Regions from separate parts of the Homo sapiens genome. Here region 2 is linked to region 1. A link is a loop called in an ENCODE intact Hi-C map of the cell type or tissue named here. Cell type or tissue: Calu3. All regions are shown on one strand. Links, peaks and the distances in the headings refer to the core of each region. The heading gives the core; the rest is flanking DNA.

Evidence for each region. Peaks named below come from ENCODE experiments on the same cell type or tissue, not always from the same donor. Only the 100,000 strongest peaks of a DNase experiment are listed, where the experiment ranks them.
Region 2: a loop joins it to region 1, with 2.2 times the contacts of the local background. A loop is called at or near these places in 1 of 110 quality-filtered maps.

What each region holds. Positions count from the first base shown.
Region 1 is chr2:25,616,093-25,620,490 of GRCh38, reverse strand. All of the region lies in intron 4 of DTNB (dystrobrevin beta), which reads left to right. Among named protein-coding and RNA genes, the nearest start is that of DTNB, 55 kb to the left of the region's middle. In Calu3, for the core only: no CTCF peak of the experiment used is centred there; a DNase peak (open chromatin) is centred at 2,370.
Region 2 is chr2:25,832,324-25,836,721 of GRCh38, reverse strand. ASXL2 (ASXL transcriptional regulator 2) reads left to right here. Exons shown (of 13, transcript NM_018263.6): 3 at 1,182-1,184. Among named protein-coding and RNA genes, the nearest start is that of ASXL2, 44 kb to the left of the region's middle. In Calu3, for the core only: no CTCF peak of the experiment used is centred there; no DNase peak of the experiment used is centred there.

The DNA of each region.
Region 1 (4,398 bases), core at 266-4,265:
CAGGAGGAATGCTTTATTCTGAGTGTGTTTCTTTTTCCTTGCCTTTGTTTTCTTCTGAAACAGAGAGAAGTAGTAACAAGTCCAGAGAGACTTCTCCTGTCCATTCAGTACCTCACTTCGAAATTAATCTGATCAAGACACTGTTTCATCATGTAACTTCCCACTTCAGAAACCTTCAGAGAATCCCTGTGGTTTTGAATTAAGCTCACACTCCTCCGTTGGTTTAATGATAACACTGCTTACCTCCCTGCCCACACCAACCTCTAATTACGCTCCTGGAGACGCTCTTCTTTTCCAATATGACATGCTCATTTTCCCCAGACAGATGCCATGCGTTTTGTTCCCCCTCAGCTCCCACATCTGTCTGGGATTACCCAGTCTCCTTTTGTTCTGTCCAAATCTTTTCTATTTCTGAGAATTCAACCCAGATTTTTTTTTTATTATTTTTTTTGAGACAGAGTCTCACTCTGTCGCCCAGGCTGGAGTGCAGTGGCGCGATCTCAGCTCACTGCAACCTCCGCCTCCCGGGTTCAAGTGATTCTTCTGCCTCAGCCTCCTGAGTAGCTGGGATTACAGGTGTGTACCACCACGCCTGGCTAATTTTTGTATTTTTAGTAGAGATGGGGTTTCACCATGTTGGTCAGGCTGGTCTCAAACTCCTGACCTCCTGATCTGCCCACCTCGGCCTCTCAAAGTGCTAGGATTACAGGCTTGAGCCACTGCACCCGGCCTCAACCCAAGTTTTTACCTACCATGTAGCCTGCCTTATTATCACCAATCCCATTTTCATCCTTTTGATGACTTACAGTTCTTGTTTATATTATTATTTTGGCCTTTAATTACATAAGGTTGTAAACTGCTTCATAAGTGTTCAAAATGGAATGGATGTCCGTGAGAGCAGAGATTCTGCTTTATATTTCTTTCATTCCTCAATTAGTATAATGCTAGATTATTTATAAATGTTTATAAGATTGAAATGAAAAGCAGCAGGCATTCTGATTGTGATAAAATTGAATAATATTCTAAGTTGATTTTACTTGATTAAAGCTGTTTGACATTTGCCAAATGGATTCTTGATTTGCAGTTGATTATTGCAACATCCATTCACTGTGAAGTTTTGTAAATTAAGATTAATTGGCAGAATGCGAGTTTTTGAAAATCAAAGAGAGATGCTCTTATTACGTTTAGCTACATATGATAATCGGACTGGTAATAGTGTTTCTGAAGTTGAAGTTTGTTTCCGTGTGAGAAATTTGTGGTTGGCAGCATCCACAATCATTTGCTAAAGAGATAGAAACAGCTTGTGTTAAGTACAAAATACTACCCGTAGTCTTGTTTTCAAAAGTATTAATTTGAATAGCAAACTCCTACTAGATAGTGTAAAGCTAGAAACGTCATCCAGATTTGGTTAGTTTTAAATATTGAAAGACAGAATTTGAGACCTTATTGAACTGAAACGAATGATTTCCCATCCACAGGGAACAGGTGGGGACTTCAGAGGCTTCAGAAGGTACCTGCATGTTAAAACATAACAGCGTTTATTCAGGGTGACTCATTGTCTGCTTAGCTTGGCACAGAGCTAATAATGGTGTTTTCTCAGTGTTGGATAATAACTCTTTTTAGAAGTCATATGCATAGTTTATTGTCAGACTGTAAAATGATAGGGCTATGGAAATGAATCATGCAGAGAAGGCTGAGAAAGGGATCATCATGTCCCTTACTGAAGGAGGACATTCCCTGGAGGGCTTCTATTTGAGTGGGGTTAAAATCACAAGTTTCTTCTGTCTTATCATCTCAACAAATATTACCTGTTTATCTTTTCATCTTAGTGTCTTGATAGAGGGGTTCGTATTCACTGTTAATGGCGTTATATTTCAAATGTTGACCTACCAATCAACTCTGTAGCTATCATAGGCCAGATTTGAAGTGAGTAACATTATTTGTGATGAAACCAGGTTAAATATCATTTCCAAATCTTGTTTGAAGAGAATTGATTCTGGTATAAACTTGGACTTTACATTGGAAGTAGTGAAAACATGGACATTGGTGAGGACATGTGCTGTGGCCACTGGCAGCTAATTATTCAGTTTCAACTTGACCAGTGTATACAGAATAATTTCAGATGTCTCGTGGGAAGGATCAAGAATGAGTTCTTCCAAGAAGAAGGAATCAGTTAGATAAAGAACAAAGTCGGGCGGTATCAGGGTGCTGAGGAGCTGCAGTTTTCTCTCTGCTTGCCTCTAGTTGTAGAGGAAGAATGCTGGGGCTCTAAAGAAACATTAGAAAAGCAAAAGTAATGCTTCCTCTTGGCCTTGTTTAGAGGCAGTTGTAGGAAGTTAGGCTTAAAGTAGACTGAGGGGTTTCAGTGCCAAGAAAAGCATTCTGTGCAGAGGAGTCACTGCTGATGTTTGGCCTGCAAAGCAAACAATTGAGAGAAAAGAGCTAAGTTTTTTTTCTTTTTGAAGGGAAAAATATAAGTAACGTGATTTGTGGAAGTAAGGATGTTGAGACTACCCCTTCATTAATTTTATCGGATAACTATTTCTTTATGCCAAGTTATACTGGAATTTTAAAGTAGGTATCTTTAATAAGTTTCTTTTTAAATTTTTTATTGAGACAGGGTCTTGCTCTGTTGCCCATGCCAAAGAGCAGTGGCGTGATCTTGGCTCACTGCAACCTCCACCTCATGGGTTCAAGCGATTCTCCTACCTCAGCCTCCCATGTAGCTGGAACTACAGGCGCGTATCACCACACCTGGCTAATTTTTGTATTTTTATTAATACAGTTTGAGGCTGGTCTCAAACTCTTGGTCTCAAGTGATCCACCTGCATTAGCCTCCCAAAGTGCTGGGATTGCAGGCGTGAACCACGACGCCTGGCTTCTTTAATAAGTTTCTATAACTGTATTTAAATATACAATTATAACTTTTGTGTATATTTTTGTTTATATTAATATTTCCTTTTGAAGAGTGTATAAACCTTTTGATAGCACTAACTGTGAACCTAAAGTGGTAAATGAAAAGTGATTTGAATGGGGAAGAAGGGTTAATAATTAACACCTCGAGCCCACTGCCCCATTCTCAGGATGCATACTTAACTTATGAATGTATTCTTAAACATAAAGGTTCACTAAGTATTTTCGCCAAATCTCTCCTGTCTGTAAATTCATCCCGCTCACATTTACTATGATCCTTAATCTCAGATTCCTCTACTTTTACCTGAACTTAAAACTCCTTCCACTGTGCTTATACAGTCTGTTTATCCTGTTGAGTTACAGATTGACACTTTGGTGCATATCCCCTGACCCTTAATAAAGCCTGTGATGTTAAGCACGCATACATTTGTTCACCTGAAAGTGCATACAGGTGGAGGGAAGAGAAGATTCGTAGTTTGTTGGGTGGGAGATTATGTGTGGAGATTTCTACGTGGCTGTTGTGAATAAGAAAAATGGTTAAACAGTGGATCTCAGAGATGGTATGTTAAGGGACCACACATTACTGGCAATACTTAATTGAGGGGTTAATGAGTCTTTTTTTTCCTTTTTTTTTTTTTTTTTTTTTGAGACGGGGTCTTGCTCTGTCGCCCAGGCTGGAGTGCAGTGGCGCGATCTCGGCTCACTGCAAGCTCCGCCTCCTGGGTTCACGCCATTCTCCTGCCTCAGCCTCCTGAGTAGCTGGGACTACAGGCCCCTGCCACCACGCCCGGCTAATTTTTTGTATTTTTAGTAGAGATGGGGTTTCACCGTGTTAGCCAGGATGGTCTCGATCTCTTGACCTCGTGATCCACCAGCTTTGGCCTCCCAAAGTGCTGGGATTAGAGGCATGAGCCACTGCGCCCGGCCAAGTCTTTTTTTTTTTTTTTACTATAAATAGCCTGATCTAGATTATTCTGTAAATTAACAGATTCTTTCATCGGAGACCAGCCATTGAGACTAATAATAATCTTAATGAATGGAAAAATACAAGTGTTTTAGTGCTGATCCAGGTTAATTGAGAATTATATCTGTTATTCTGTATTTGAATATGAGAGTCTCTGAATCTAGGACTAATATTTACAACAGGGTTGAGTCAAAGGATATTTTGAATAAGGATGCAAAGTGTTGTAAAATATTAGTGTTTCTAAAAACATTTTGAAGATTAAGAAAATGTTGTACAAGTGCTAATTATTATAATATATAGAAGTAAAGATATCATAGTACCCATGAAGATCCATTGTGTAATGTTTATGGATGGGTATTAATGAGGTAAGTCTCTTCTCAGGAAGAGTTGCAAGTGTGACCTGGCTCTCTTGCTAGTGTGCTGGACTCTGCCACACTTTCCTGTCTGTCTGCATAGATAGCAACAGTTTCTTTTCTGCAGCAAGGAATAGATACAGTTTTGTCTCTTTGAAGGAGGAGAGA
Region 2 (4,398 bases), core at 171-4,170, 220 kb before region 1:
AATGAGTGTGGCCAACTGCCTAGATTGTAAAGAACTCTGGGAACCACCCAGCAAAGATTATGCTCAATAAACATTTTAGAGACTGAGATTTTACCTCTGTCTGGGGGAGTCCTAATGACATCTGATTAGTACTAATTTGTTTATGAAGAAAATAATCTCTTTCATACAGTATTTAAGGTTATATGTTTTAGCTTACTTTATACTAAAAACCAATCAGAGCACCTATTTTTTTTCCCATATCTCTCCACATGCAAAAGTGTATATAGCAAGGGAAATAAAGTCAATATTCTCTACTACTTTTCAGCAGAAATCCTTATCCCTGCAGAGTAGATCATTTGATTATTTGCCAAGCTGAATTGCCTTGAAGTGATTTCATTAGAAAGAGCTTAGTTTTAGAATGAAGAACATTATTTGTATTGATAATATATCTAAGGTTGGAGGATTCCTTTGTGGTTAAGCCTGCATCTTCCTCCTCTTTTTCTTTTTAAACATTTTAAAAATATTTTTTGTAGAGATGAGGTCTCACTATGTTGCTCAGGCTCATCTTGAATTCTTGGGCTCAAGCAATCCTGCTTTGGCCTCGGCATGAGGCACTGTGCCCAGCCATCTTCCCTATCTGTTAGTTGCAATCTGCTTTCAAGCCCACAAACCTGGTAGGGATGTCAAGAAGGATTAGTAATGAAAAAAATGACAACAAAATGCTTGGATATTGACAGAAAAGAGTATTCTTATCCATTGTAATTCAGATCCATAAGAGCTCCATTATGTATCACAGGGAAGCTAATAAACCTTAAGTCCACAGCTGATGGCGTTATGATGGCTCCTTGAAATTGAAATGCATGGGAAGAATATTAAAGAATGGGAAGTATTCATTGTATCCACATTTAAATGCCCTAACAGTTTTACTCTGTTACATAATCAAATTACTGCAACTGTTTTCTGAAGTAGTTTAGACTGTTTAGCTAAATTTGTTTATCTTTAGACATTTTGATATGATATTTTTGGCTAATTTATAAATTTTAATGAAGAAATTAATGAGGGGGTTACTAATTTGGGGAATTGTGGATATTGCTGGGATGGGAAGGGACAGTTTAATTTTTGGTTTTATTGTTGCTTTGTAAGAAAAATTAAAAGCTTTTTTTTTCCTTCTTTCATTTTCCTGCACTGCATTCCAACTCCAGAAGGTAAGAAGTATTACTTTATTCTAAAGAAGTATTATGCAATTATAAAGCACACTTTTATAAATTTAATTGAACTTACCTTTGGATGCATGAGTTTTACTTTATAAAACTAAATAATTAGTCCAGAAACTAAGTAATATCGATATTATTATGTTAGTGTTTATTCGTTAAGTGTGCTTTGTTTGGTTCTTGCAGTTTGTAATTATTGTTTGATCATAAGTTTAGAAATCCGATCTACATTAAGGTTTATTAAAATCAACATTTGACTTATAAAAGCGTTGGGATGCCAAGTATTCTGCAGAGTAATAATGAAAGTATTTAGTAGACTGGAAACATGTATATTAACATTTGCTTTATGGCTGTAAGATTGAAAATGTATGTTTGTGCTCTTAATTTAGATAAAATATTGGTAAATCGGCTGGGCATGGTGGCTCACACCTGGTAATCCCAGCACTTTGAGAGGCCGAGGTGGGTGGATCACTTGAGGTCAGGAGTTCGAGACTAGCCTGACCAATATGGTGAAACTGCATCTCTACTAAAAAATCCAAAAATTAGCTGGGTGTGGTGGCCGGCGCCCGTAATCCCAGCTACTCGGGAGGCTGAGACAGGAGAATTGCTTGAACCCACAAGGTGGAGGTTGCAGTGAGCCGAGATCATGCCACTGCACTCTAGCCTGGGCAACACAGCAAGACTCCGTCTAAAAAAAAAAAAATTGGTAAATCCTTTAGGGGCATGATACTTAAAACCAGGGCAGAATGGGTTAAAAATCAGTCTGGATCCTTTACTGAATTGACTTTTTGTGTGTGGGCATGGCCTTTTAGATTCACCTCCACTATAGCAGTTCCCGTGTTACACGCCTGTGAGACCTGAGGGCAACAGTCGTATTGCCTGTGAGACTTGAGGGCAACAGTCATGCCCATGTATTTTCATGTTACTTGGACATGGCATGCTTGGGTTATAATTAGAGCGTAGTTAGTCTTTTTAACTCTAGTTATATTTGTAGTCCATTAAGTTCATTTGTAAGAACCTGTTTATTGTAAGCAAGAGTTTGTGGATGAAAGCTTAATTAAGGTCTTACAAAGTTAAAATTATAATTAAAAAATAAAATAGGTATATTTTGTTTTGTGTTATGTTTGTTTGAAGGGAGCATGTATTTGATTTGTTCTTATTTATTTATTTATTTTTTTGGAGACAGAGTCTCACTCTGTCACCCAAGCTGGAGTGGAGTGGCATGGTCTCGGCTCACTGCAACCTCTGCCTCCCAGGTTCAAGTGATTCTTCTGTTTCAGCCTCCCTTGTAGCTGGGATTACAGGTGCCTGCCACCAACCCCGGCTACTTTTTGTATTTTTAGTAGAGACGGGGTTTTACCATGCTGGCCAGGCTGGTCTTGACTTCCTGACCTCAAGTGATCTGCCCGCCTTGGCCTCCCAAAGTGCTGGGATTACAAGCGTGAGCCACTGCGCCTGGTCATTGATTGGGTTCTTTAAGTGCAAATGATAGGAACCAAATGTGAATAACTTAAGCAAAACAAGATTTATTTAAAGAATATGGGAGCAGAGGCAAGACTCAGACTCAAAGGCAAGAAACGGGCTCTGAAATTAGGAGAAGGAAGGCAGCTTCAGAGATCAGGTAGATAGAACTAATGCATAGTCTCATCAAGACACTGCAGCTGGGCTAAATTAGTCATTGTCTACTCTGCTCAAGGTTAAACTTTAAGGGAAGAGTGAACTTGGTTGGCCCAGTGCCCAGGGATGGTGAGATATCTTGATGGACAGTCTTACCAAGACTATTTCCAGTAGGGGAGGGCATAGTTCCCCAAAGCAAAATTAAGCTTTTTTTTTTTTGAGACAGGGTCTTGCTCTGTTGCCCAGGCTGGAGTGCAGTGGTGCAATCTCAGCTCACTGCAACCTCTGCCTCCTGAGTTCAAACAATTTTCCTGCCTCAGCCACCTGAGTAACTGAGATTACAGGCGCACGCTACCACGCCCAGCTAATTTTTTGTATTTTTAATAGAGATGGGGTTTCACTGTGTTGGTCAGGCCGATCTCAAACTCCTGGCCTCAAGTGATCTGCCCACCTCAGCCTTCCAAAGTGCTGGGATTACAGGCATGAGCCACCATGCCCAGCCAAAATTGAGCATTCTTTGCAGAAGAAGAGGGAATGGATATTGGCCAGGAATAAACAACAGCTGTCCATTGCTCACTATAGAAAATTAAAGTACAACAGAAAAATGTAAGCCATAAGCAGTTGTAGGAAGTAACCTTTTATGCAGATTCTCCTAATGGTAACATTGTACAAAACCATAGTGCAGTGTCACAGCGAGAATATTGTTTCTGATATAATCCACCTGGTTTTACTGGTACCGGGGTGTGTGTATGTGTGTATAGGGTGCTATGTGGTTTTATCACGTGTATAGATTCATGTACCTACCACCACACAAGATACAGAATACTTTCAACAAATATCCCTTGTGTTCCCCTTTTAAAACCACATGTACTTCCCTAGTACCCCTTGCCCCCCTTCCTTATACTAGTCCGTCCTACATTTCTATAATTTTGTCATTTCAAGTGTTTAATGGAATCATAGAGTATGTAACCATCTGGGATTGGCTCCCCCCGCAGCCCCCATTCATTGTATGTCTCTGGAGAGTCCTCCAAGTTATTGTGTTCATAGTTCATTCTTTTTTATTGCCGAGTAGTATTCTTTGACATGGACGTGCGACCGTTTCTAACTGTTTATCCGTTGCATGATATCTGAATTGTTTCCAGGCTTTGGCTATTAAAAATAAAACTTCTATGAACATTTGTGTAAATGTTTTTGTATGGGCATACATTTTCCATTCTCTGGGATAAATGTACAGAAAGTGCTGTTGCTGGGTTGTGTGGTAAGTGCATGTTTAATTTTAAAGACACCTTGAAACTGTAAATGAATTTCTTGTAAACTGCATAGTTTAGAATTTTTTTTTTTTTGGCCCATGCTGCCAATCCTTGCCTTTTAATTTGTGTGTTTACACCATTTATATTTAAAGTAATTGTTGATAGGTGAGTTTGCCTTTTTGTTTTTTTGTTTTCTGTTTCCTCTATTTCTCATTCCTCTGTTTCTCTTTTCTTGACTTCCTCATGGATCATATTTTAGGATTCTGTCTTGATTTATTTATAGTATTGTATTTCTTTGTATGTCTTTACATGCTTTTCTTAACTGTTTCAACTGGGTATTA